Linked DNA regions of Mus musculus: all the other regions are linked to region 2. A link is a loop called in an ENCODE intact Hi-C map of the cell type or tissue named here. Cell type or tissue: heart. All regions are shown on one strand. Region 1 overlaps Reep1 (receptor accessory protein 1). Region 2 holds the start of Kdm3a (lysine (K)-specific demethylase 3A). Region 3 holds the start of Immt (inner membrane protein, mitochondrial). Region 4 has its middle 2.5 kb from the start of Mir8112. Region 5 holds the start of Rnf103 (ring finger protein 103). Region 6 holds the start of Reep1 (receptor accessory protein 1). Region 7 holds the start of Mrpl35 (mitochondrial ribosomal protein L35).

Evidence for each region. A loop is a pair of places that touch in the nucleus more often than their neighbours do. Peaks named below come from ENCODE experiments on the same cell type or tissue, not always from the same donor. Only the 100,000 strongest peaks of a DNase experiment are listed, where the experiment ranks them.
Region 1: a loop joins it to region 2, with 3 times the contacts of the local background. A loop is called at or near these places in 19 of 42 quality-filtered maps.
Region 3: a loop joins it to region 2, with 2.6 times the contacts of the local background. A loop is called at or near these places in 3 of 42 quality-filtered maps.
Region 4: a loop joins it to region 2, with 9 times the contacts of the local background. A loop is called at or near these places in 7 of 42 quality-filtered maps.
Region 5: it touches region 2 in a loop (6-fold over the local background); 4 of 42 quality-filtered maps call a loop at or near these places.
Region 6: a loop joins it to region 2, with 4 times the contacts of the local background. A loop is called at or near these places in 10 of 42 quality-filtered maps.
Region 7: a loop joins it to region 2, with 2.5 times the contacts of the local background. A loop is called at or near these places in 4 of 42 quality-filtered maps.

Annotation. Positions count from the first base shown.
Region 1 is chr6:71,802,614-71,806,613 of GRCm38, reverse strand. The region is part of intron 6 of Reep1 (receptor accessory protein 1); the gene reads right to left. Among named protein-coding and RNA genes, the nearest start is that of Mrpl35, 19 kb to the left of the region's middle. In heart, a CTCF peak has its summit at 2,317 (motif pointing right); no DNase peak of the experiment used is centred here; H3K4me3 peaks cover 436 bases; H3K27ac peaks cover 1,803 bases.
Region 2 is chr6:71,631,067-71,635,066 of GRCm38, reverse strand. It overlaps Kdm3a (lysine (K)-specific demethylase 3A), which reads left to right and starts at 2,150. Exons shown (of 27, transcript NM_001038695.3): 1 at 2,150-2,229; 2 at 2,488-2,570; 3 at 2,796-3,011. The coding sequence starts at 2,826. In heart, a CTCF peak has its summit at 1,517; DNase peaks (open chromatin) are centred at 1,566, 2,036 and 2,656; H3K4me3 peaks cover 2,640 bases; H3K27ac peaks cover 2,564 bases.
Region 3 is chr6:71,829,641-71,833,640 of GRCm38, reverse strand. It overlaps Immt (inner membrane protein, mitochondrial), which reads right to left and starts at 2,321. Exons shown (of 15, transcript NM_001253681.1): 1 at 2,126-2,321. The coding sequence starts at 2,170. In heart, a CTCF peak has its summit at 2,324; DNase peaks (open chromatin) are centred at 1,850 and 2,360; H3K4me3 peaks cover 2,570 bases; H3K27ac peaks cover 2,272 bases.
Region 4 is chr6:71,267,132-71,271,131 of GRCm38, reverse strand. No RefSeq gene overlaps it. Among named protein-coding and RNA genes, the nearest start is that of Mir8112, 2.5 kb to the left of the region's middle. In heart, a CTCF peak has its summit at 2,001; DNase peaks (open chromatin) are centred at 211, 751 and 1,591; H3K4me3 peaks cover 886 bases; H3K27ac peaks cover 2,523 bases.
Region 5 is chr6:71,492,229-71,496,228 of GRCm38, reverse strand. It overlaps Rnf103 (ring finger protein 103), which reads right to left and starts at 2,352. Exons shown (of 4, transcript NM_009543.3): 1 at 1,341-2,352. The coding sequence starts at 1,566. In heart, a CTCF peak has its summit at 2,113; DNase peaks (open chromatin) are centred at 1,818 and 2,378; H3K4me3 peaks cover 3,195 bases; H3K27ac peaks cover 1,784 bases.
Region 6 is chr6:71,705,768-71,709,767 of GRCm38, reverse strand. It overlaps Reep1 (receptor accessory protein 1), which reads right to left and starts at 2,087. Exons shown (of 7, transcript NM_178608.4): 1 at 1,767-2,087. The coding sequence starts at 1,798. In heart, no CTCF peak of the experiment used is centred here; DNase peaks (open chromatin) are centred at 1,607 and 1,977; H3K4me3 peaks cover 2,257 bases; H3K27ac peaks cover 1,580 bases; H3K27me3 peaks cover 853 bases.
Region 7 is chr6:71,821,385-71,825,384 of GRCm38, reverse strand. It overlaps Mrpl35 (mitochondrial ribosomal protein L35), which reads left to right and starts at 1,601. Exons shown (of 4, transcript NM_025430.3): 1 at 1,601-1,669. The coding sequence starts at 1,627. In heart, no CTCF peak of the experiment used is centred here; a DNase peak (open chromatin) is centred at 1,604; H3K4me3 peaks cover 1,401 bases; H3K27ac peaks cover 1,313 bases.

The sequences.
Region 1 (4,000 bases), 170 kb before region 2:
GTGCAAAGCTTTAAAACCACAGCTAGGTGTCATGATGCACACTTGTGATCCCAGTATTCGGGAAGTAGAGGCAGGAGCATTAGGTGTTCATGGCCAGCCTCTACTACAGAGAAAGGTGGAGGCCAGATTGGGCTATAAAATGAAACCCTGTCTCAAAAACAATAACAACAACAAAACAACAAACAAACAAAACAAGACTCTCTTGGGCTCTGGCATATTTAGAGATTGAGAGAGAACTCTCCCCATCATGAGGTTTCCCAGATCCTGAGGTCAGATAGGACTCACCCAGTACCCAGAACTAATCCACACTGACCGGTTGGAGACATAGCCCAGTGGTAGAATGTCTGTCTAGCATATGTGGGTGGCCCTGGCTTGATCCCAACACTGGAGAAGGGTTGGGGGGGGCAAGAATATATGAGAGAATATGAAATGATCCATCTTGTCCAGGAATGTGAGGAACTCCTCCATCTGAGGTGGTTGTAGCTTCCATCTCAGAGAGAACAGGGATGCTAGGAGCCTAGGCTTATGAAGGGGAATGTTTCTGAGCATCCTGTCTGATTCTCACCAGGGTCTCTAATTTTGTGTGTGACCGGAATCATGACTTTTTCACAATGGACCCGCAGGCCATCAGGTTTAGTAGATAAAGAACCAGAAAGGAATTGAGTGGCTTTTCCCTGAGCCTGTGACTAGTAACTCTCCACCTTTGTCACAGAACACGAGTCACAGGCATGGTCCTTCTGCTGCCAAAGCCCTGTCTATATCCATAATTGGCCACAGTGCTAAGTATATTGTTTCCTGATAACTAAAGAACTGGAGCTGGAGGAATAACTCACCTGGTGAGGCACTTACTGTCCTGGACTCCATGGGGTATGGACTCCATGGGGTAGCTGCACACACACACACACACACGCACGCACGCACGCACGCACGCACGCACGCACACATACACACACAGATCTTGGCAGGTAACTGGTGGTTTGTCCTACCTGTTTGGAGGGAAGTCGTTCTTTCCCCTAAGCACTCAGAAAGTGTTGGGTATCACAAGTAATGTCATTCTCAGGACCCCCAGATCTCTAGTGCAAACACATGTTCTAGCCCACACCCCCAGACACTATGTACCTCCAGGGGCAACTCGCTCCTCCTCGGTGCCTTATACTTGTACATGAACTCCAACAGGTCCTCCTCCTCCTCGTCAGAAAACGCCAGTGGGTTTCGGACCTGGTGGGGCTCCCATGACTTCACACCACCCTCATTCACATCTCCCTCAACCACTTAATGTCCATCTAACAAAGGAGACAAAGGACAGCGAGAAGGGGTCAGTGTGGAAGGGAGCAAGGATGGCAGGAAGGGTGATTAGGTACACAGCACAACAAACCTGTTAGGACAGCCAGGGCCCCCTATCTGAAGAAGCCGTACTGTCTTTAGGGGGGACTCAGGAAAGTGAAGGTATAAGTGGAAGCCTTAGCAGAGTGTACAGAATCAACTGCAGACTCAGAAGCCATTGAACAGCTCCCAGGAGGATAGAAGACACTTCCTTAACTCTGAGACTTGCCATGCCCTGTTCTTAGATCTGTGACTGGACAATGGAAGAGTGGACAACAGAAATAGCCTTCTCTGAAGACAAGAACTGTGCCTCCGAGGGGTGATGCTTTCTAACTCGTACACACAGGAGATGCTGACAGTGCAGTACCCTTGTCTATGCAGCACCAGGCATCCTGGAAGAGACAGTATGTAAAATGTAGGCCTAGAGACCTAATGGATGCAGATTTTTCATTTCAAAATACCTGGTGCTAGATAGAAGAGGACCCTCATAAAGATGCAAAATCTGAATGTATCTCCCACCCCACCCCCATGCGACAGCAAGATTCTTACTTCAGTGAAACTTGAATGAGCTATAGGCAAAGCTCCAGAATTAAGTTGGCCCATTGAATGCAGCCATGTCATTGAGCCAGAATGTCCTAGCTTAGGCAGAATGCAAATTACTTTCTGCTATACCCAGTTTATCTCGAATCCACGGACACATGGTTCTATTCTTGGTCTGTTATCTTCATCCAGAACATAGTTCTATTCTTGGTATGTTGTCTTCATCCAGAGTTACAGAAGATAGAGCTAGAGGGTCCACAACTCATCCGATTCCACCACTCTGACGTCTACATACAGACTCCTGAGCTCTTGTTGGGACACCCTGCTACTGCTTCTAAAATCCTATTCAGGCGCAGAACGGGCTAGTTGCTGTGTAACAGTAGTCCTTGTGGAATTAACTAAAAGCTGCAACTAAGAGTGTTTCGTGTTTCCAGTTTCCAGTGCTCCATAGCAGCCAGCAGAGGGCAGCATGAGCCCATAGCTGCTGTCAGCCGGCCTTATAGGGCTGAGCCGTGGGTGGAGAGCCATCTGCTCAGGCTGTGTGAGCCTTGTCAGCCTGACATCATAAATTTGCCTTGATTTTTTTTTCTTTCTTTCTTCACTTTGTGCCTCTCGCAGACTGTTTACTCCGAGTATAGTTGCTTTCTTGTCCTTCCCTGCCTAAATCAGCTTGTTGAACTTGAGAGCAGTAATGCCACCTTTCTTGAACACTCTGGTCTTCCAAAGTTGCCTGAGCCCCAGATAATGCCTAGAATCTATACCCTGCAGCTCCTGCCATATGCCCTGGTTCTCTTGTGGGCCACAGTGTCTCAGCAGAAAACATCCTGAGTTGTGGGGCTGTGGCTGCTCATCCCTTGTCCTCTGAGTGTCTGAGGAAGGCCTGGGCACTCAGCTGGTCCGGATCATCTAGTGATCTCAATGGAAGCCTGTTGTCATTTTAGACAGTTCAGCTCTGCTCCACACTGGAGCATGGCTCTCACTAACCAGGACATCCCTCTAGACACAGATTCCTCCTGTCTGGAAAGAAGAATAAGGTCCAGACCTAGTTAGGACCCAAGGCTCTCAGGCCAAAGTAAAAATGCAGAAGCATCCTGGCTAGCTCCACCCCTCAAAAACCTACATCTTCAGGATGAGTTCATCCTAGCTGAGTTTAGACCTCTGAACAGGTGTGTGCTGTTCCCTTAAATGAAGAGTTTTCCCCTGCCAGTTGTTATGATAACCCAGAGACACCGCAGGATCCTTGGGTATATAATTCCTCAGTCTGCCCACCAGAATGTCCTGAGGCTGAGCATCTAAACCACACACTAACCACAATGATAACCACCTCATAGGTGGGCATGCATGCCAGTACCCCTAACTCTGGGAAACGGAGGCAGAAATTTTCTTTGGGTTAGCCTGGGCCACAAAGTGAGTTCCAGGCTAGTCTCGGCTCCAGTGTGGAGACCCTGTCTCAGACACAAAAGCAAAATAAAACGAAGAAAGAAACAAAAATCAGGGCCCATCTCGGCACTGAAACTCTTAACAGGGCTTTGTGCATGCTTCCCACTGCAACCTTGAACAAGAAGCGTAGTTTGAAAAGAAGTAGTTCTGTGACTCCCAGGAGTGGCGATCATTACAGATATCTAGGCAGGAGTAGAAGCCTGGCCTGATCTGGGCAGAGGCTGGGAGCACAGGAGGCCAGTGTGGGTGGCTGGGAGACAGAAAGAGAGACACAGAACCCTGCCTAAAAACACCCCAATTGTTAGGATGGTCCTGTGTGTCTGCCAAGTGTGCTGTTGGTATTTACTATCTTTTTTTTTTTTTTTTAAGATTTATTTATTATCGTATCCAAGTAATCTGTAGCTGTCTTCAGACGCACCAAAAGAGGGCATCAGATCTCATTACGGATGGTTGTGAGCCACCATGTGGTTGCTGGGATTTGAACTCAGGATCTTTGGAAGAGCAGTCAGTGCTCTTAACCACTCTCTTAACCATCTCTCAAGCCCCGGTATTTACTGTCTTATCTTTACTTTTCTGAATGATGGAAATCAAATCCAGGCCATTGCACATGCCGGGCAGATGCTCTACCACTCAGCCAAGTCCCTAGTCCCTTGTTTGTATAATCTGCCTCACTCTTGGGATAGCCATGCCTCTGAGT
Region 2 (4,000 bases):
GTATTTTTTGTTGTTTTTTTGTTGTTGTTGTTCAGATTTAGTAATAGGACTTTGTAAGTTCATAAAGTACACTGGATATCTCTCCAACTTTTCTTGGTTCTGGAATCATGAATAAAACAGAAAAGTCATGTGTGTGTTTTAGTAGAATTTATGCCTAAAACAAAAATGTCTTTTGTTTTAGTAGAATTTATGCCTGTTATTTTCCAAATTATGTGTTATGTGATCTAAGTCCTCCACATTCTCTCATTTTAAAAATTTAAACTGCTTATTTCTGAGATAAATGGATTTATAGCATTTACTGTGATTATAAGCTGTCAAAACTTTCTTGTTTAGTACTATTAACTTAGTTCATATCTTCAGTTTGAATAGTTCAATAATGTATTTTATAGACCCAATCCTTTATTAATATATTTCTTCTTTTTATGCTTTTACTCTTAGTCATATACCATATAACAACATTATGGCAAGTGACATGTGATATATACAGTGGTGATCCCATAAGTTTTTCTCAGTGACTTGGTAATTTCTGTAAGGACACTATGTTATCAATGTAATGAAATCATCTAACAACCTTTTATCAGAATATATCCCTCGTATTAAATAATGTATAACTGTACAAGATGCCAATGTAGCTTTCCTTTGATTAGTCTTATAAAAATTTTACCCTAATAGTTTCAAGTTTCTTATGCTGTACTTTTCTTATGCCAAAAAAATTTTTTTAAATACTAAGTACCTCTCCATGTTTATTTATAAAATTAACCCATTTATATTTATTGTAAATATAAATGGACTTATTCCTGTCATTTTATTTTTAACCATAATTTCTTCTTCTTCCTTTTGTTTTTCTTGTTTCCATTTCTGCCTTTTGATGAAGTGGATAGGTTCCTTCATTCCATTTCCCACCTCTTAATGGTTTGAATATAATAAATCCAATTCAGTTTAATTCAACTTCAGCATTATTTAATCTTTAACATTCTGTTGTCATACATTCAAACCAAATATTTTTCAAAATAAACATCTGGTACTAATTTGCATTGTATAGCATTCCCTTATACATTTTGAATTTTTTCTGAATTCTCATTTTCACACTATTAAAACTAAATTTCCATTCATTTTATAATAAAGATTAAGTGTGATGTTAGATTAAGCACCAGGCTTCATAAAGAAGTCTTCAGTTATTCATTTCATTTTTTGATTCAACCAAGAATCCTCTGGTCCAAACCATAAAACCATCTTTTCTCTCCTTTGTCTTTCAAAGTCACCTCTTTCATTATCACTTTTATCATCAACTCCATCTACTTTCTCAATTTCTTTGTTGTTTCAAAAATCTTATATCCACTTTACATTTTCTTTTTAAAAAACCTACATCCCACATAGTTTTGAATAGATGGTTTGCCTCTAGATTTAATGAACATCGTTTTCCAGCAACTCAATGCCTTTCTTCATTTATCCTTCAAAATGGCGGACCTAGACAGTCATGATCAGTACCACGTGCGCCTGCGCCTCCAGCGGCCATTTCACCCATCAGCCCAAGCTCCAAGAGTCCGCCCCTTCTGGCGCGTGCGCAGGAGCCCCCAGAGCCTAGTCGCTCCTCCCCCTCTAACTGCGTACGCCTGAAACCGCACGTCCCAGTGCTGTCCCTCCCCCGCAGGCTGTGCACCGCCCCCGCCCCTTTCCCGTGAGATTCTTCCGCCTGGTGGAAGGTCGGTCTTCGCTCGACAGCCTACGCGCTTCAAGTGCAATCCAATAGGCGCTCATGATCCTGGGTCTCCCCATTCAGTCTTATCTGTGAGCCTGTGCGATTTTCTTTCTGGCCTCAAAGTCGATAACCGATTCGGCGGGACTTTTTTGCATAGCGCGAGGCAACAAATGGAAGAATGGAGCTGCGGCGGAGGGATCTACCGACCGCGTTCTGCGCGCTTTAATGGGGGATCGGCTTCGAGTCGTTGCTGAGAGCGGGGGGAAGGGAGGAGGCAGCCAAGGAATTGTTTTTTTTCCTCACCCCGCCCTCTTCAGCATAACCAATAGGAACGTAGAATTTCCTAGGCTGCCCCGCCTATCCCCCGCGACTCAACCAATCATCGGTGGCAGCGGCTCCGAGGGGGCGGGTCCGGGAGGCTGTGCGTGTCTTGTGAGAGAGAGCTCTTGAACCAAGTCAGAGCTAGAGTCGGCTGGGCGGCTGGGCTCTGTTGCCGCCGTCGTGGGTGACTCAGGGAGGCGGGAGGCGGGGTAAGCGCTCCGCGGGCCTCGGCTGCGGGAGACAGAGGGAGAAGGGTGAAGGACCCGCGCGGGCGGTCGCCGCGTCTTCTCGGTTCAAGGCTCAGGACGGGCGGGGGTGCGCCCGAGTCGGCGGCCCGGAAGCGGGGGGCGGGGGCGCGGCAAGTGTCGAGTCGCGAGCGAGTCCACGGCGGCTCCGAGGCCGCTCGGGGCGGGGATCGGTCGCTGAGACGGGCCCTAGGCACTAAGAGGGAGCCTTTTCTTTAACAGGGCGAGGGGACGAACACTTAGGCAAAAGCACTGGCGCCGCGGCTCAGTCCTCCCTTCTCTCTCTCAGTGTCCAGCTTTGAAAGGTTTGGAAAAAGCGAAAGTTGTTGGGGCGAGAGGGTCACGCGGCACTCGGGGGGGTGTTTGCGGGGGGGAGTGCTGGGGGGTTGGGGAGGCGCGGGTGGCAGCTTGGGGCGCGGAGTCCACCTGCGGGGGTGTCACTCCACCGGTCCCTGTCGGCGCTTCGTCTCTTCGGGCCGCCTCCGACCTCGGCCGCCCCCCATCGCATTTTGTTTTTGTGCCTTCTGCAGGGAGGAGCCCTTCCTGCTGGCGTGGAAACCATGGTGCTCACGCTCGGAGAAAGTTGGCCAGTATTGGTGGGGAAGCGATTCCTCAGTCTGTCCGCAGCCGAAGGCAACGAAGGCGGCCAGGACAACTGGGACTTGGAGCGCGTTGCCGAGTGGCCCTGGCTGTCGGGGACCATTCGAGCTGTTTCCCACACCGACGTTACTAAGAAAGACTTGAAGGTAAAAAACAAAAAGACTAAAACAAAATACAAAATCCCTAAACAAACAAACAAAACCGTCTTCTGGGGGCTGGGCAGTCAGACGGTTTTCAGTTACCTTGGTAACGGGACAGTTGAGCGCCCCTCCCTCCCTTTTCTGAAATGGGCCACTAGAAAGTTGGCAGGTGATCAGAAGGTACAGAACTCTAGACCGTGAAAGTCTTTGAAATGGGGTGTAGTGTCAAGGTGTGTTTGACCTAGAGCTCCAGTGGCCTGAGATTAATAATGGGTTTAGGATTGTTCAGACATGCTTCATTAATGCAGGCGCTGGGTCCCCTGGGACAGTCTGATTATGCCCCCAACGGGAGGCGTATTGTTTATTAGTAATAGGTTAAAGAAGTGGATGACAATTAGAATCATTGAAGGCTAGCTTGAAAGTGCTTTCAAAAAAGATGATTTCAGATGATGGTGTTCCTCTTTATTTCTTCATTCAACTTTTTAAACTTTACAACTTGGAAGTGAAGTGTGAATGTAAGGGAAGGAGCTTAGTTGTGTTTATCTATTTAGTTTTGTTTGGCTTGTTCTGGTGGTGGGTATTTGCTGAGGTATGGTTAGTGAGGCAGGAGTAGGTCCCCGGTTGTTAATGAGGATGGGTTGGTGTGGCTACAGCCATATATGGAAGCCTTGGGTGGAGCTGTCCCGTATAGGGTGTTTGAAAGGAAGGGGAGAAATGGAACTTGCATGACCAGTTAACACATTCTGGAACCTTTTTCACTTAGATCTTTTGAAAGGAATGAATCCTACTCTGTGATACAAATATTGGTGTGAAAAAATAGTAGGGAAATAACCAGTGAGGAAGCCATTGTGCCCACAAAGACTCCTTGTGCAAAAATCAGCTGAAAAAAGATTCCTAACAAAGGCTCCATAGTGATAATAACTTCCAGGAAGCTTGTCAGGACAGACTATTTCTACCCTGAGTAATGGACATGCCTCGGAATCTTCTGTGTTTTT
Region 3 (4,000 bases), 200 kb before region 2:
AAATTGAATGTAAAAACATAAATGCAAAATTGAGAGGAGGAAGAAGGGGAGAGAGGGAGAGACAGAAGGGGAGGAAGGGAGGTGGGAGAAAGAGAGAGAGAGAGAAAGAAAGAAAGAAAGAAAGAAAGAAAGAAAGAGAGAGAATGAGAACACTCAGGAAAATAATCACAGAAGATTCACAACCTGGACTGGGTATGAAACCGAGGAGAGGTAACCAGCCAGGCCGCAGACATAGAATAGTATAAATGAGACATATAAGATACTAACTAGTCAGGGGACAAGCCCTGCTTAAGACCTAGGCATTTATTCATGAATAATAAGCCTCCCAAGTCATTACACAGGAACAGGGCCATAAATGGAAAAGCTCACTTATATTTAATGTTCTTCCAGAGGACCTGAGTTCAGTATCAGTGTCAGGGAGTCTACAACCACTGATTAACCTTAGCACTGGGGGATACAGTATCCTCTTCTGGCCTCCATAGGTGTGTACATGTACACATATTCATTCATTCACACACACACACACTCTCTCTCACTCTCTCTCTCTCAGACAGACAGATAGACACACACACAAATAAGCAGCAATATCAAATGCTACAGAATGAATGAAGAGGTAATGACAATAAACCTATGAATTTGTTGACAGTGACTTCAGGGAACTTTAAAATGTTTGTTGAGAGCTAGAATACCATTCATGTTTTAGTCTCTAACTGAGCTCCCCAAAAAGAAATCTGAATTAGGGAAGTTACTCAGGTAGGGCTAGTCTAGTAAATAAATCAATGAGAGAAGAGATGTTGAAGTAAAGACAGAAAGAAGCACATGGTAATACTAAATGTGTTGTGTTTCGTGTTTGGTGTTAGGAATGGCCTGTAAGTGCCTTGTGGCAAGAAATTGTTAGAAGGTTCTAAAAGCTGAGAGCAGCCACCTGCAAGACACAGGAGAGAACATGGACTTTAGTGCAACACCTGAAGGGGCTGGATTTAGCTAATTATGAATTTGGAGGAAGTAAAAAGTACTATCTACAAATGAGAATCAAAGCACAGCTAATACTTCTCAACAAAGCCTTGCATGACTCTAAGCTGAGACTCCACAACACTAATGTCCAGACTACTACAAAAACTGGAAGATAATCAATGAGGGTGTAGTTACAGGCTGCTTAATGTGTGCTGTTGGATAAATACCAACAGAAAACTAATACGGGGCTCACTTCCCTATGCAAGAGGCTGAAGGACAAACAGTAAAGCAAAAATAAAGAACAAAACTGCTTAACTTCAATCATCTCAGGATGACCCTGTCTCGAAACTTTATCCAATTACTGCTCAAGTTGCAGCATGTTCCTCATAACCTTTCAAGTGTTAGTTTTCTAAAACTTCTGAGTAATGGAAATGGGGTTTTTATTTTCAACTGTAGAAAGTTATACTGACAGTTATGAAAAATTAAAGAGAGACAAAACAGGGCGCCTAAGATACCTGAATGTCAGACATGGTTCCAGTGCTTAGAGACACTGATCCCCAAGCTAATCTCAGAAATAAGCACAAGGTCATGACTTCTGTCCTCCTTCAGCACCAGAAGTTTAAGCTCGAGAAATGAAAAATCTTTCACCTTTTACTATAAGACTAGCTCAAAGGCGCTCTCGGCTACGGAAACAAAAGGAACCCACTCCCAGATTAACAGCAACTTTGACCCCTAGGCTCTCCACCAGTCCAGGAACCTGCTTATTAAAGATGCAACAAGCCCTGAGAAGCAATCCCTGCTGGGAACTGTAGTTCTCCCGCGCCGACCTTCACGATTGGAAACCTATCACGTGCCCAACCGGCGGCCCAGACGCCAGCAGCCAGGATTGGTCCGAGACTGAGATAAGGAGGTACTGATTGGATACCAGGTCCCTGAAGCCACGCCTCAGCGGCACACCCGCCTCCCCGCGCTCCACACCCCAGCCCGCTTCTTCAGCAATAACCCTCGAGTCATTCCAGTCCAGCGGCCGCCCTAGAGGACTGCCTCGGTTCCCCGCACTAGGGGTGGCTCTGCCTGGGGGGGGTGCGCATCATGGATGCCTCTCACGTTGTCCGTTGGCAGTCCGCAGTCAGCGTGACCACGCGCCCCTTCGGAGAGACCCCACGCTCACCTGGGCCGCGACGGTCACGCCGGATAACTGACAGGCCCGCAGCATTTCTGCCGAAGCGACAGCGCTGCTGGTGGACGCGGGAACGACCGCGGCCGCACGAGAGGAGGGCGTGCGTGCTGGTGTGCGTGCCCGCGTCTGTACAGCCTAGCTGCGTCCGGCGCACCGGAAGGGCCACCGGCACCACTGCGCACGCGCCGCCTCCTCCCCTGCTACAGCCGAGGCGGCTCCCTGAGGGTGGGACTCACCCCGGCTGCGAAAAGGGGAGTAAAGCGGTGATTGGCGACTAGGAGGCGGAAGGGCAGGTTCTCCTTCCGGGTCGCGCTTGGGCGCTAGTTTGTCTGCAGATGACCGGGTTACTAGGTGAACTGGCCGGAGAGTGCTGTGTAAAGTTCGACTGTGACTCTTAGAATTAAAGCGTTGGTGAATTAAATTAGAATTAGACTCTTAGAATTAAAGGGATGGGGAGGTGGATCCGGTAGGGACGCCTGCTCCCAGTCCTGACGACCTGAAATTTGCGACCTCTCTGGTGGCAATAGAATCGATTCCAATTAGTTGTCCGCTGACTTCTTTATGGAGCTGAGGCACACGTATGCCTACAGGGTTTTTTTTTTTTTTTTGGTTTTTTTTTTTTTTTTTTTTTTTTTTTTTTCTTTTCCAAAGGGTTGCTGAAGAATAAGCGAATGTGCTGAAGGCATCCTGGGGCAGAATGTGTTTCCGGTGTCTTTAAATAGTAGAGAACGGATAGGAACCCAAATTCTAAGTTCAGGTTTTTACTTAAGTCACACCGCTTTTTTTTTTTTTTTTTTTTTTTTTTTGCCACTTTTATTTTATAAAGATGATTTCGGTCGCAGTTTTGGGGACGGTTTGGAAGACTCTTCCAAGCGTTCTGAGTTTAACAATGTGTTAAAAATTGACTGTCGTTAATATTCTATGTAAATTCCACTATGATTATGTGGTTCTCTTACCATAATAACATAGAAAAATAATTTTCAAAATCTGTTGGAGGCTGGACCTAGTCGTGCATGCTTTTAATCCCAGCGCTAGAGAGGTAGAGGTAGGCAGATATCTTTTGAGTTCAAGGCCAGCTTGATCTACAGAGTTCCAGGACAGCCAGCTGAATATATTGAGACCCTGTCTTGAAAACCACAAAACAACAAATCTGTTTGCAAAATACTTACAAGCCATAAGTAGGTGATTTGTTATGATACGATACAGATAAAAAAAAGCTGCACTTTTATTTTCATTTATAAAATAAATGAAGTCCAGTGTTGTGGTCACACTGTAAATGACAGCACTTGGGAGGCTGTTGCAGGATTGGACTACATAAATTTCAAACAAAAAACAGGAAAGATTTGAAAAATATCAAAAATGTGTTTATGTTCTATATTATCTACGTTCTATACATGCCAAGCTTTTCAGAGCACTTCAGTAATGTACTTGTCGATCTTTGTCATGTCATCATTCGACAGCCTCCAGTCCTCCCATTTTCTTAGTAAATCTAGCAGTCTGGCTCCATCCCTGTTCACCGCTGCTCTGGTTCTTGCCAGCGTGATAACGTCTCGCACACTGTTGACCCGGGGCTGCTTTTGTACTACACTTCGGACCTTGTACTACAGACAGTCTCCTTGGCTTTAAGATCTCATTCTTCAGGGCTGGAGAAATGGTTCAATGTCTAAGAGCATATATTATTCTTGTAGAGGACCCAGATTCAGTTCACAGCCCCAATATCAGGCAGCTTACAACTTCCTATAAATTATCAGAGAGCCCTCCAGATACAGACACAGACATGATTTATAAAAATAAATCTTAAGCCGGGCATTGGTGGCGCATGCCTTTAATCCCAGCACTTGGGAGGCAGAGGAAGGCGGATTTCTG
Region 4 (4,000 bases), 360 kb after region 2:
TTTTCTTTACATGGTCATTATTTTGTGTGGAGCGGAGTGAGGGTGGGGCTCCTTTTACCTTATGCACCCCAGAAGTCGAACTCAGCTTCTGGGGCTTGGCAGCACACCGACCCATGTGTAATAGGGTCTTACTTTAGCTCAGGCTGGTCCCAAGCATGGATTGAAGTAATCACTTAAAAACCTCAGATGGACTGAGAAGCCCAGAGTTGACTGTTGACTGCTGAAGCTTCTGATAAGGAGATCCACATACCAGACCCGCTAGCCTCTCCCACTTCCTGACTGCAGGGGAACTGACCTGCAAATGGAATCTTCCAACCCCAAAGCTCCCTCCCTCCGCCTCCCCCCCCCCCTTTCAGTCCTACAAAACCCAACCCCTTACTCCCCAACACGTGCCACTTGGGCATAGTCTCACTTCCCTGAGAGACTGCAGCCCTTCAGTTCTGATTAAAGATCAGTTCTGTTTCAGGAGATGTCTGTCTACCCTTCATTTCCACTCGCCTTCACCAATCCCTTTCTATCATCTCTCAGTCTCGCAAGGGCTGAAATTTAACGAGTGAGCCAGGAAGCTCCACTAGGGTCTTTGGTTTTTAAAGCCGAAGACTGCTTTACTCCCAGGCTGGCCTGGAATACAGGATCCTTCTACCTCAGACTCCCAAGTGCTGGAATTAGAAGCCCCTTCACCCACTGGACCATGTTAAAGGCCCTGCTTCCGGTTAATACTACACTACTGTGTAAGTCAACAGGCTGCACTTGCTTCCGTTGCCAAGCATTGCCACTCCCCGACTGCCTAATAAACTCCGTCCGTAAAAGGCTTCACACAGAGACAAGCAGTCCATTAATGATTCCACGCTTATTAATAACACAGGGACAAGAGAGAACCTGAGGTTTTGGTCTGTGCTGTAATTAGACAACATATAATGGGCTATTATGTGAGTGACTTTCTCTCTTCCCTCTACCCTTTAAAAATATTTATTAATTTTATTTTTAAAATATTCTGTATTACATAAAAACTTACAAAGAAATAGAAACGTGGTGTTCCTAAAGATCTGCTCATAATCGTGTGTGTGTGTGTGTGTGTGTGTGTAGTGTGTTTCTTTTTTTGGCTTTTCGAGACAGGGTTTCTCTGTAGCCCTGGCTGTCCTGGAACTCATTTTGTAGATCAGGCTGGCCTCGAACTCAGAAATCCGCCTGCCTCTGCCTCCCAAGTGCTGGGATTAAAGGTGTGTGCCAGCCACCACGCCCTGCGTGTAGTGTGTTTCTGTGTGGAGACGGTATGTGCCCATGTGTGTGTGTCCTAGGAGGTCAGATGCATCAGATCCCCTGGAGACATGTCTGGTTATAAGTGGTCTGATGTGGGTTTTGGGAACCTGACTCAGGTCCTTTGCAAAAGCAGTACAGAGCTCTTAACCTTTGAGCCATCTGGGTAGCCCTTCACCTTTATTTTCAATGCCATTCCCCTTGTTTATTTAGCACCCCCTTAATTCAGTCTCTAAACGTTCTCGTTGGTCTCTCACATTGCTTATGGCACAAATGGATGAGCCTAGGAGTGTACGAGCTCTTCCTGGCCTGTTTAATATTGCCAAGCACTCTGACCATCCTATTATTAGACTCAGCAGGGGCTGGCAAGCATTTTCTGTAAAAGGTCATCAGTAAGCACTTTTGGCCCCGCTGGTTCCAAGTTTTCTAAGGGACATAGCCACCATGCTACAAATACATCTGTAGGAAAGACGTGAGCAAGTGAGTGTGCTTGCTTTCTGATAGTTATATTTAGAGTAACAGAAATTTGAATTTTGTCTAGGTATTTTGCTACAAAATTCATTTGCCTCCCCCCACCCCTCCACCAAACCATTAAAGACAGTAAAAACTATTTTTACTTCACAGCTGTAAAGGGCCCTGGAAATCTTATGCCCTAAATGAACTTTAGCACCAAGTAGAAAGGAAGTTGAAGGGTTGTGCCTTTTACTAACGTATAGGAGGTGAAGCACTTGCAGCTCCCTGGATTTGCCAATAGATGGTGATCTTTCTGAGTGTGTGTGTGTAGCTCAGCCAGTGGGTCTTTGACAGAGAGAACTTTGGAGGTTTTGCAGGGTGTGGTAGCATCCTTCTATTCGGCCAGGCACAGCAAAAACTTATTGCAAACTGTACTGGTAACATTTCCCCTTTACTTTTGGACTTTTATACCTATCCATACATATTCCCTAAACTGTGACATATATAACTGAGGAAACACAATTAATCACCCTCCCCAGGCCTCTGAGGTGATCAGTTGGAACAACAATGTATATGCACAGTGGGTACAGCTAAAGTTCTAAGTGCTACAACAAGCATCTGGAAACACATTCTACCAGAAGTTCAGGTCAGCAAGACGAACTCCTTCTTCCATTAGGAGGCTGTTTACACAGGAGTGGGAGTATACTGGCAATCCCAGCAATTTGGGAGGTTAATGCAGGACAATGACAGTTTTTAAAGGAGGAGCCGCATCAGCAGCAGGAGCCGCAGCAGCTGCAGGAATCTGAAGCATACCTAGGCTTTGTGATGATCTACCATTATCTCCAAAAAAGCCCTATTTTTTCACTACCTTTGAGAATATAGTCCCAGCTGGTCCCTTCCAATCACCAGCCCAACAGCTAGTGCCAGTACTCACACTCTCGGCGATGCTGCTGTGTGTCCTAGGGAGCAAAGGACAACCTTAAACAATAAAGACTCTGCTCATCTCCAATTCCCAGAGTGACAAGAAGGTAGCACCTGAGTGACATTAAACCCTGTTCCTTAATATTTATTTTTATTAATTTGATATTACATTTGTAAGTATGTCTCTGTATAGACACGTATACATGAGTCCAGGAGCTGTCAGAAGCCAGAGGTGAAGTGTCCACCAAGAACTAGAGCTAGAGTTGGTTGTGACCTTGTAGCATAGACACTGAGAACCTAACTGGGGCCCTCTGCAAGAGCAGTATAGCACTCACAGCCTGAACCATCTCTCCAGCCCCTAGAACTGTTATGTTATCATAGAGAAGATTTTAAAACACTTTAATATATTCTGGGGTCTTTTTAATGAATGTGTCTTCTTGTTGATTAAAGAAACAATTATATCCCTTTTGTTCAGCACTCCAAGAAGAAATGCTTACTGCATTATAAAGTCACGTTAGAGACTTCAGTTCCCCTTTAGAGATTTGTGTACCCAGATTTGTCAACCCCGGTTTTAGCTTTCACTGTCATAGTGAATAGGTTTGGAAGTGCAAAGATCTGACCACCTCTGCCTCCTTCTGTAGTTATTCTACCCAAACATATGGAAATGAGCCTTCCATACTGCCGCAGACCCTCTGGGCCCCTTTGTCTGCATGGAACAGCTCTCTAGTCGTGGGTGGGCAAAGCATCAGATGGAATGACAGACCGATGCACACAGGAGAGGTTGTGTAGAATCTGAATGTAATGTCAAATCGAGCATCAAACTTTTTATACAGAAGAAAATAAGGAAGTTGGGTGACACACTCGCAAGGTACAAAGAGGTTACTGGATTCTTACATAAAACAGAGGAATGCAAACACAGAAGGTCTAAGGGAACCACCTGGGATAGAATTCATTGTTAACAACAGGGTTCAAAAAGGGCTCCACCTAAGATTCACTTAATCTTAGAAGCCAGGGTCAAGGGCTTCGTGCCCTTGCCATAGTTCCTATTTTAGTCTATTGTATAGTCCACCTTCCCCCTAGGCCATTGTAAATACGTGTGTATGGGTGTAACTCAGCTATAGTTCTAAGTATCTATTCTGGTTTCTCCTTAGGTCTGAAACTTCCTTCTTCCTAGGTGATGGTAAATTCCTGTGTAGGGCAGTGCCTTAGCTTTTATTCAAAGTGATAGTGTAATACCAGAGGCAATTCTGAATGTCACTGAATAGCAACATTCTTACTGAATTTCAAGCCCATGGTCTTGCTCAAGGACGTTCTAGGACTGTTGGAACACTGGCGAAGGCTTTAGCTATGTCAGAATTCAATCTTAAAA
Region 5 (4,000 bases), 140 kb after region 2:
CAAACATTTAGGTTTCACAGTTAAATTGCCATACCAAGACTGTTTTTTGTTGTTCTTATGCTGTTAAAATGTGTGATCTGAATCATACTTTGGTTGTATAGTCTTTAGGCTATGTGTGGATTCTTTGTACATTCCATATGACAACAATTTTAGGCTCAAATGGCAGCAAAATATCTAACATAAAGCTCCAAGGGGAAAGCCTGTGTGATCAAATAACTGTATGAGATTGCTAACCCACTCCCCCCACCCCACCCCACCCCCCAGCCCCAACAACCAATGGCAGCATAAACCTGGTGCAAACAAGAGCAATAATAATAACCACTTGAAAAATGTATCCCTTACGCAAAGGACTCCTTCCTTCTATCTCACTGGCGAGATGAGTTCTGTAACCCTTATGCTATAAGTATGTAAGTGTCAGACTGATAAACGTTGTCATCTTGCCTATCACACTATTTGTCTAGATAGTACTACCCAAGGGGGAAAAAATGGTCTTCTAAAAGGCCCCGCTGATGATATACTTGAAAGGACAAAACAAGATAATCATAAGTTTCCAATGCTTCCTACATCACCTCAGAAGGCCTTTCTTAATTTACATTCCTCTTTCAGGAAAACTATCTAAACAAGGAGACACTTTAAAGTTAACTGTATTTCCCCACCCAATCCTACCCCAAATCAACGGCTACATTAAATATTCTTTCAGCACTATTTCAAGTCTTTTCCTCAACCCATTAAGTGACGCAGAGATGCCTGTGACACATGACAAGAAAGGTAAGTCAAGATTCAAAAATAAAATGTATAATCTGCAAGAAAATATTTACTCTAAACAAGGCCAACAGCCACACAAAATGTTCACTAAAGTATAAAAAGCAATATTGCACTGTGTACACCTTACCTATAATTAAATGCATAATTTACACGTAAATCTTTAGGTCCACGTGCCTTTTGTTATTATTTTAATGATGTTTTACCCTCCTGGTAGCTTGTTTTTATTGTGGATGCAGATGCTGCTATTTACAGACTATGTTTTGTAATTTTTCCTTTCTCTATAATCAATTTCAACTGACGTTCCTGAATTCTGGGACAAATGATTCAATTTAATGATTTTTTTTTAAAGCTACACTTTCAAACTGTCATTTCCAAAGAGCCTTTGGAACACACCAATACACCTAACAGTTGTCTTTTCCAAACCGAGATTTACATATTTATTTAGAAAACGTAGACAAAGATGACCTGGGCAGCTCTCTGGAGCAGTCTGTTTAACCATTCTGGGGACCGCCTAATTCTGGGGAGTGGGTAAGAGCCAGGACAGTGGAGGCGACCTCCAGGAGCCCAGCACTTGCCTGACTTCTCCACCAGCTCCCGAACATCTTTCTTCTCCGGCAGCCCGGAGTAGCCCAGCCCTCGACACTCCAGAATGGTCTTCAGCTTCTTGAAGCTCAATGCCACCGGATCCACCAGCTGAGTAGCAAAGATGCCAGTCTCGTACCACACAATGGCCTCAAAAAACCTGGCCAGGACGAACAGGACCAGGAAATACAGGAGCAAGAAAAACAGCTTCAGCCACATCTTCGCCCTCTTGGCGTCGCCAGGAGCCGGGACGCCGTGGACAAGGGAAGGGGATCGAGTGCGGGGCGACAGAGCGCAGCCTGGGCGAGGGCAGCGAGGGCGCGCGGCGGTCACCGGCGGGCCATCCCCGCGGGGAGGCAGGTGGATCGCGGCGTGCGTGCGACTGAGAGCCCCGGCTCTGGCCTTGCGGTCAGGAGCTGAGAAAGGGAGAAGGGGGGACGTTCAAACGCACCCCACCCATCGAGCTGCGGACGGCTGGAAGAGGGCAAGAGCCCACCTGGGGTGACCGGGAGGCAGCTCCGAGGGACTGCGGGCCAGCGGAGGGCGGTTGGGGCCGGACTGAGTGGTCCAGAGGGCGCGGTACTCGGCTGGGCCAGGCCCGGGGCCCGGCGCGCCCAGCGCGGGTTGGAGTGACCGCCGCAGCGCCGCGCCGAACGCCCAGGCTTCAGGCCCCGGCGGCCGCCCAGGCCTGGCGGCAGCTCCAGGTTCCCGCGGGCGGCGCCTATCAGGCCCCGCGGCCCGCGAGGGGGCGTCGCGGCGGCTCCCGCTGAGGAGGAGCGCGAGACGACAGTCGTGAAGGGAGGAAAAAAAGAGGAAAAAGCAAATAACGCTAGGCCCCAACGCGGCTCTCCCGGGCGGCTTCCTGTCAGCTGCGTAGCCGCGCGGTGCCCAGCCCCGTGCGGACGCGCCGCGCCAACCGCGGCCACCGTCCCTGCCGCCTCTGCAGGCCGCGGCCGTCGCCCCCAGAGCACTGGACCCGCTGTAGCCGCGGCCCCAGTCAAGACATAACAACTGACGTCGGCATCGGGGCGGGGTCTCGGCAGGGGCGGGGTTAGAAGCCGCGGGGTGCAAGGGGAGAGAGGGGCTGCGGGAGGCTGGGCTGGGTAAACCTTCCGAGTTACTGTGCTCTCGCGGTCCCAGCCCTCTGATGCGCTGATGTTTAGTCACTGATTTCAGTCCCAGGATTGGACATTGGACCCTGCGACACTGTGCACCTTTGTGCTGAGCGTGAAAAATAAAGGCTGCTAAAAGATGTTCGTTTTTGTTTGTGGTTTTTGTTTTGTTTTGAGACACTGCCTTATTAAATAGTCCTGGCCCGCCTGGAACCGCTCTGAACACCAAGCGGGCCTCAGAATTCAGAGATTGCCTGCCAGGCATGGAAGTGCTGGGATTAAAACCGTGCACCGCCGGGCGTGGTGGCGCACGCCTTTAATCCCAGCACTCGGGAGGCAGAGGCAGGCGGATTTCTGAGTTCGAGGCCAGCTTGGTCTACAGAGTGAGTTCCAGGACAGCCAGGGCTACACAGAGAAACCCTGTCTCGAAAACCCAAAAAAAAAAAAAAAAAAAAAAAAAAAACCGTGCACCACCACACCCACCCAAATCATCAAGATCTGTAAAAATCAGAATCTGTGTTTTAAGTCCAGTCCCTGTCAACCGCGGATGCTTTTGGGTTTTTCTTTTGTTTAGTTTTTTGTTCGGGGTGGGGTGGGGGGGAGGGGTGGCACAGCTGGCTTGAGGTGCTTGAGGTGAAACTCTGAAAACAGATGTTTTTCTACCTTTGCTTTAGAATGCGATTTTCACATGTGTGTTGGAGGAGGTATGGCCAAAAAGAATTTTAGTATGTGATCCAGTTGTGGCTAGTCTCCTAGAGGGTTAAAAAGTAGACAATGAAGGTCTGAGTTGTCAGGACAAAAGTTGTTAGGTGTGGTTAGGTCCAGGTGCAAAGGTCTGTGTGTTTTAGCCAGCCAGAAGAACTCATATAAAATGAGTTTGACAGGCAAGCGTATGGTACCTGGTTCCGTGTTTATTTAACTCTAGCAGGGTCATGTTCTCTCTCTCTCTCTCTCTCTCTCTCTCTCTCTCTCTCTCTCTCTGTCTTTCTCCCTCTCTCTGTCTTTCTCCCCCACTCTGTCTCTCTCTCTCTGTTTCTGTGTGTGTGTGTGTGTGTGTGTGTGTGTGTGTACGCGCGTGTGTGTGCATGTGTGCGTGTGTGTGAGTCTTCTTGATCAGGAAAACAAGTAGGAATTCCAGGTGAAATGTTAGCCAGCAAGGAAAAGCATGAACAACCCTAAACCAGGGGTGAAATTTTTAGGGAGAGAGTGTGACCCTCAATCAGGGAGCAAATGAGCCATGGAAAACAAAGAATGGATCATAAAATGTAGACAAAGGATAGTACCCCTTTATAACGCAGTTAACAAAGGCATCTCGGTGTACAGCTAGTGGAGGAGCTAGGAAGGAAGAAGCCTAGGAGCAGGGTGGGCAGGAATGTACAGCTTCAGACTTACAGAACAGTGTGGTGGTTTTCCAGGGCAGCAGACCACGTGGAGACTGTATTAAACTGTTCCTGCTGACAGACTTGGCTCTGTAATTTCAGCATTCTTGATTTCACAGTATAGCACTGTTATATGGTGGCATTGCTAGTCAAGTCTAAACA
Region 6 (4,000 bases), 75 kb before region 2:
TAATACTATATAACAGGCATTGTTAATATGAAATAGAAATGTGATTAAAACTGGTGTTAATAATTCATGTTGGGTTTAGTTGTGAATTAGGAACAGGGTAGGAAGAATCCTTGATCTTTTAAAGGTGCTTCAAATCCCACCAACCTCTGGTGCCAGAGGGTAGTTGTAGACCGGGAGCAATTCTCTTGGTCATTTACGTCATCCGAAGTCTTAGTTCTTCAAGGTGTGGTTGCTTCAGAAGATACCAACACACTGTTGCAGCCCCTCCCACATCCCACATCTTAGTCCCCCCTTTCAGTTACCCCCTATGTGGGAGATGACAAGAAAACCAGAATGGTTGCATGATCCTGGTTGAGGACTTACAGAGAAAGCCCACCAGGCAAGCAAGTGCTCCATGGCCCCGCCCTGAGGTCCTCCAGGGGTCACTAGCAAATCCAAAGACCCCAGGAAAGAAACTGACACTGCAGAGAAGACAAGCTTTAGTCAGGCGTGAGGCGTGGCAAGGCATGCCGGTGGCTTCCCTATTATTGATGCCAGCCATGCCACAGAAATCGAAATATTTCACATGCCACCTGAAGGTACAAAACAAACCCCCAGCAGCTGACAACAGCTGTTGGAGAGACCCTTGTGGAGTAACTTGATGGGCTTTGGGAGCAATGGGCAGAATGATGCCTGGGAGACAATGGCCAGGACTTTAAAGACGGCTCTCCTGGATGGCTTTGCAAATCAGTTCAGAAGAGGAGAAAAGAGATGTGTGTGCCCTGCACTGTCAAAGGGAGTTAATAGCCCCTCTTTCTTAGACAAAGAAAATGCTGGGCACGTGTTCCTCATCCAAGCCCCCCCACCCCCAGACCCATTTCAGTCCCAGGTCCCCTAAGCAGGTGCTAAATCAATCTTCCAGATCCAGGTAAGAAAGGTGAGAGGCAATATTGGAAATAAAACAAAAGTCCCCATCACACATCCCCCAAGGACTTCATACAGGCCTCACCCCAGATGACTCTGCTCTCCTGCACCGCCTGGGAGGTATCACTGCCACCGCCCTTGGGGGGTGGGGGGAAGGGGTGCTGTCTGTCACTCGGAAATTTCCCTGTGCATTCCTAGAGATGCCTGCCCCTGTCTCTCAAACCCCTGCAAAGGAGAGCAGGCAAGAGGAAGGAAGACATCTACTCCAAGATGCACACTAATGTACTTGCCACCTGCCTTTGCCTCTGTCTATTTGAAAAACCTAAAAAGGAGTATTTTCCCACTTCATTGAGTGCCCCACCTCCATCTGGCTACTCATCTCCGCGATGACCCCTTCAGGCAGCGCCCCTGGCTTGTCTGGACTGTATGTCATTTTCACCCGACAAAGCGCGGCGGCAGGCGAGCCCAAGGCATTTTCTTCCAAAGGAGAGAGAACGCGTGGAGCACCCACTCGGGGCCTCTGCAAATCCGCCCCACCCGGAATGGAACAAAGCAACAGAGAGAAGGCGAGACCCATTGCCCAGCCCCGGCAACTCCACCATCGTGCGGGGACCCACGCCCCGGTCTCCCTGCAAGGCGCCGCCTGCGCCCGCGGCTACCCATGGGTCTGTAGCGTCGCGCGTCCTACGCCGCCTCGCGCTGCCCGCGTCCCCAGGCAGCTACTGTACCTGCTAAATTTAGCGACCGCCGGGTATTAATAGCTAGCGACCCGGGGCTGGTGGTTCGCAGGGGCGCGCGGCCCTAAGGGGACATGGGGATCGGGAGGGAAGGGAAGAAGGGACACAGGAGAAGAGGCCACTTACACCACCAGCCTGGAGATGATCCACGACACCATGGCGGGCGGGCGGGCTGGCGCGGCCCGGATTGCTGGGCTGCGGGCGGTGCTGCGCTCCCGGCACGTCTGTCTGTCTGTGCACCGCCGCTGCCGCCAGACTGAGCGCACCCGCCCGGTCCGGCCCCGCGCTCGCGCGTTGGCGCAGCCGCGGCACGTTCCGCCCGCTGCCCCAGCCCCCAGGGGCTCCGCGGGCCCACGGCGATTGGGCGGCTAGCGGTGAGGGCACCAGCGCGACCCGCCCCTGCTCCGATCGTCCCAGCCCCAGAGCTGCAGCCAGGGCGGGTCCTCCTCCGCCCTCCTTGTGAAACCGTGTGGTGCGGTGGCTCAGTGCACTGGGCCTCCGAACCCCCAGGGAGGGCTGCCTCACCTTCACTAGGTGAAGTGGGGAAACTGAGGTCTGAATCTGGACTTTGAAATCCTGCCTACACCTGTCTAGACGAGGTTCTGTCATTCTTCACTTAGATAATACGCTAGCCTCAGGAGAAACCTGAAGCCTTCAACTAGCATCCCATAAGTCAACATCTCAGCAAGTGTCTGCCTACTGACAGCTCTAGTGTCCCAACTCGATCTCTTTGACTGCAACCCCATCACCAGTCACCGCGTGTCCCTTCAGTTGTTTCTACTGCAGCTCTCTCTCTCTCTCTCTCTCTCTCTCTCTCTCTCTCTCTCTCTCTCTCTCACACACACACACACACACACACACACACACACACACACACGTCAGAGGTCAACATGCAGGAGTCAGTTCAATGCAGTTGTCCCGGTGATAGCTCGGGCCATCATCAGCCATGGCGGCAAGCACTAGGGGAGCGGTCTCACAGACCCACACCTCAGACATTCCCTGTCCATACATTCACTTCTGTCTTTGATTCGTCCTCCAGCCTCAGCTCGGAGGGCTATGAGAGCCGAAGGGCATCATACATCATGACCCAGCAGTGTTAACAGAGCCATGTGGCATCTTGGGCAAAATGGAAACCGCGTTCAGTATCAACACGTCAATGCATTTTTAAAATATTGCATCATATAGGATTTGTCTTGATCACGGAATTTTATGGTGTCCCTTTAAATTTTGCAGCCAGGCTTTGTGACTTGCTTTGCTCATCCTGAGGATGGACCTGAACCAACTTCAATAGCACTTGAAAGCCTTTGTCCTTTTTATCCCTGGGCTCTGCTGCTCCCTCCCTCCCTCCAGTAGTTTAGGTTCCAGTGACCTGCTCTTCTTTGCAGATATTCAGTTGTGTAAAATTCAGTGCCCAGTGTGAGAAATTCTGTAGAGACCTAGTTTATAGCTTTTTCTAAAGGAGCTCTGCCCAATGAGGCTTCTTGCAGAGGCAAGGTGACTTTGGACTTTGGCAGTGCCTTCAAATATGATAGAATATGCACGGTGACATGTGCCTATGACTCCAATTCTTGGGAGGTAGAAACAGGAGCCCAGGCTAGTATCCTAAGGCCATCCCAACCCCCTCATTCCAAATCCCAGGCGTGGTAATTGACCCTGTAACACTCACCCTCAGGAGGAGGAGACAGGAAGGCGAGTTCAAAGTCATTCATGGCTACTTGGGAGTTCAAGGCCAGCCTGGACTACATGATTCCAAGTCTGTCTCAGTCTCTCTCCCTCACCCCCCTTAAGTGTATGAACATACAGATAGAAAATACTTTCTGACAATTAAGGGGCTATGAGAGAGTTGTCTTCTTTCATTTCTCTTTGTCTGTATGTCTTCTTTGTCTCAAAAAAAAACCCATAAACTACTTGTGATATAGAGGGGGTTAATGTAATGTTGAAGCATTTGGAGGTTGGTCATTTCGCTTTTGGGCAGCTATTGAATCTCATGTTCCAAACCACTTCCTCTATAGAACCCTCATACCGCAGGCCACAATACACCTATGTGGGAGGCTGCCAGAGATGCTTCTGTGTTCCAGTGCCCACTGAAGTTACTCAGATTAGGAAATCATAAACCTGCCTGGCCTTGCCTTCCTAGTACTCCCTTGTTATGGCTCCCTCTTTCCTGCTGCCTTGTGGTAAGCTCAGCTGAGCGGCCTACATGGTTTGTGCTCTCTCTAGGGATGAAAACAAGTAAAATAAACCTGAATTCTTTCCAAGTTCTGTCTTAATTGTCTGGCCTCACCATACTTTACTAGAGATTATAAAATTAAACAGAGAAAAGCTTGGAAAACTTACCAGACAGTGATACCCTAAGGCCA
Region 7 (4,000 bases), 190 kb before region 2:
GAATACCACTTTTTATTATCTGGGTAGGTCAAGTATGATTATAAGATTGAAGGAGGATGGGAGGAATAAGACACTGTCTTTGCAAAATACAAAACTAGGGGCTGGAGAGATGGCTCAGCGGTTAAGAGCACTTGCTGCTCTTCCAGAGGTCCTGAGTTCAATTTCCAGAAACCACATGAGGACTTACAATGACACATGGTGACTCACAACCAGAAGGGGATATGATGCCTTCTTCTAGCCTGTGGATGTTTATGCAGCAAAACAATAAATAAATAAATAAATAAATAAATACAAAAGTGTTCATGAGCCAAGGATTTCAGACATTTTCTAGAAACTGGAAAAAAGCAAGAGAAAGGACTTCTCTTCTAGAGCTTCCAGAAGAATCACAGCCTTAGTATAACTTGATTTTTAGTCCTTGGAATTTATCTTAGATTTCTGGCCTACAAAACTCTGATAGTGAATTTATGGCATTTAAGTCACTGAGTTTGTCATAGTTTTTGTAGCAGCAGTAGGAAAAAGACAACTGAGTTTTTTTTTTTCAAGATTTATTTATTATTATATATAAGTACACTGTAATTGTCTTCAGACAGCCCCAGAAGAGGGCATCAGATTTCATTACAGATGATTGTAAGCAACCATGTGGTTGCTGGGATTTGAACTCAGGACCTTCGGAAGAGCAGTCAGTGCTCTTAAAAGTTGAGCCATCTCTCCAGCCCCCTATTTTTCCCAATTTTAAGTTTTAGTATAACAAATACCAGTAGATATAACCATATAAGTTAAAGCTCTTTGAATTTTCAATAATTTTCTGAGGTCTTCAAGCCTCAACCTGCTATGGAGCTGTTACCCTAGGTGTAGCCACCACTACTAGTTCCTCAATAGAGTGTAAGAGTCCTGAAGCCAAAAATTGAACCGCCACTCTCTAAATGAGATTTGTGGGGTGTTTGTTTTTCTTGTTATTTTGGACTTTTCTCTTCCCTTTTCACCTTAATTTTTGCTTTTTTATTTTCGTTTTAAGTGTCTTTACACAATCCATGCTGGCTCAGCAGCAGAGCCTGTAATCCTTGTTATCATATCTATACTGGCAGTAAGGTCACTTGGAGTACAGGAGTCCCAAGTCACCTTCGGGATCTTGGAAGACCTTGTCTCAAAAATGGGGAAGTTGAGTTGGGGTATAGGGGAGGAGTGTAGCTCTCACTTTTAATCCCAGCAGCGGGTCTCTGTGAGTTCGAGGCCAGCTTAGGTCTATAGAGCTAGTTCCAGGTCAACCAGGGCTACATACATAAATCTAAAACAAAACAAAACAAAACAAAACACACAACAACAAACAAACAAACAAAACCCCCAAAACCTGTCTCAAACAAAACAAAAGCAAACAAACAAAAGTTTAGACAGTACCAACTCCTGCAAGTTTTTCTCTAACCCCCATAAGCACGCAGGGTCGTGCGCGAACCCAAACATAAAGGCAAAATAAGTAATTAAGAAGACGGTGGTTTAGGGCAGAAAGGCAAGGTTCAAAGAGCTCAACCTTGGCCACGCCTGTTCCCTTTAGTTCCGCCTCCTCCACGTTTCTTATCCTTTTGCTTTGTAACTTTGAGTCCACTGCGGCCACCGTAGGCAGGCTGCAAGATGGCGGCTTCCATCTTCACGGGCGCCGTGAGAGCTGCCTCAGGTCAGTGTTCTATTGACAGCTTCACTGAGAAGAGGGTCGGCGCGGGAGGGAGTGGGAATTTAGTTTGGATGTTAACGAGGAAAGAAAAACAAGATGACTTGAGGTCGGAGGTTTGCTGCGCGATACCTTGCACAGTGTAGTGCCCATGACCCGCGTTCACTGGATCCACCCTGCCCTAGGAAGCACACCCGAGACTGAGGTAGAGGAGGTGAGGGTGACACCCAAAAGTCCGCTTTTTTAAAAAATCTGATTTAGAGGTTCAACCACCTCTCTCAACTTTGACCTTGAGAGTCATATAATTTCTCTGAGTATTTTGGTTCTCTAGCGGTAAAATGGGGCTTCCTCCTACCTGTGGGTTAAACAAGTGTGTAAAGCATCGAGTATCTGGTCTCCTTGAGAACCGTGTGTAATTACCAGGAGCCTGGTCAAATTCGTTTTGAAGTACACCCCTCTGATGGTAGCGGGGCGGGCTTTAGGAGTGAAGGCAGAACCAGATAGGAAATTAAAAGTACTCAAGTATGATAGGGGTGATCAGTAAGCGACTTGCACACAACTTATACTGTAGAGATAACATTTGTGGAAAAATAGGCAGAGGACCAAGAGGGAAAAAAGTAACCATATAAAATTTCCAGGTATTAGAGCTTAAAAATGGAACTTTTGTGAGTTATGAAATGTGTATATAAAAAGTTTATATTAGGGGACATACGTGTAACTAACACCAGTTCAAGCCAAGCCCCTTTCCACCCCGTGCATTGCCCCGGTCATTATTCCCATAGCCACTTGAGCAACTATACCTTCATCTCTCAAAAGCATATTTTGTCTAGTTTTGAACTTTACATTAATTTATATACAATATGTCTAGTGTAATGTCTGGTTTTTATTTACTCCAGTGTGTGTGTGTGTGAACCCTTTTGATTTCTGACTGCTGTATCTTCTTTTCTTTTTTAAGATTTAAAAATTTTATTTATGTAAGTACACTGTCGCTCTCTTCAGACACACCTGAAGATCCCATTACAGGTGGTTGTGAGCCACTATGTAGTTGCTGGGAATTGAATTCAGGACCTTTGGAAGAGCAGTTGGTGCTTTTAACTGCTAAGCCATCTCTCTAACCCTCTTCCTACTCTTCTTCCTCCTCCTCTACCACCACTACCACCACCATCACAACCTTTAAATTCTTTTTTTTTTTTTTTTTAATGAGACAAGGCCTCATTATGGAGCCCAGTCTGGTCTTAAACTCTCAGTCCTCCTTAGCTTCCACATGCTGAGATTTTAGGTGCTTGGACTCCCAAACCTGCTTTTCTTCAGCACATCTTTATCTGGTGTTAGCATTGTTTCGATGTTTTCTTCAAGCTTAGGCCTCTTAATCATTTTAGTATATTATCTCATGTAATCCTCTCCATAATTAGCTAATTTAAAGTTGAGGAAATGAGCATAGAGAGGTTAAGGAAGTTGTTCCTGTTCACACCACTCGTTAGTAGGAGCTGAAATGAATACTAGTCTGGCTCAAACCTGTCCCTTACTCACCACACTGCCCCATTTGTTTGGTGAGATCAGTAGAGAAGACAGTGGAGTGGTCTAAGTCTTGCATCAGATTAGGTAGATGCAACTTGGTAGAGCTTTTGTTGTTGCTTTGAGGAAAGGTCTCACTATGCAGCCCAGGTTAACCAGGAACATGCTGTATTAATAGTCATGTCGGTCTGGTACTTGGGATTCTCTTGCCCTTGTCTCTGGAGTGCTGAGGTTGCAGGCATAGGACCCTACACCCAGATCAAATTGTTGCTGGTGTCTGTCTTTTTGAGATAGCATTTCCTGTAGCCCATGCTAGATGTGAACTCTGGTCTGCTTTAGCCTCTTGCACACGGAACTTACTAGCATATTACCAACATGCCAGGCTTGGCCTTTCCTTTTTTTTTTTTTTTGTTTGTTTGTTTGTTTTTTGTTTTTCTTAAAGCTAACTTCATTGAAATACAATTTAGTATATTTGTATTTGTGGCAATGTTTGTATATGTGGGCATATACACATGTGTGTGCATGCAGGCACATGTCTGAGATTGCTCTCAGGAGTAATCCTTCTTTTAGAGCCTGGGTTTCTGCCACAGACCACCCCAGTCGGGTATGGCGGTCCCTGGAATGAGGGTCCCGGAAAGCTAAGTGGGTAAGGATTTTGCGGGGACAAACAGAAACAAACACAGAGGCAGTTTGAATCTGAGTGCATTTTGCAGGTCTCAGGCAGGGGTTTTTATACATTAAAAAAAAAAAACCCAAATATTACAACTCTTAGATGTGTTCAGTGAAGCAATTACAAATACCATCATTATCATTTGGCTCAGT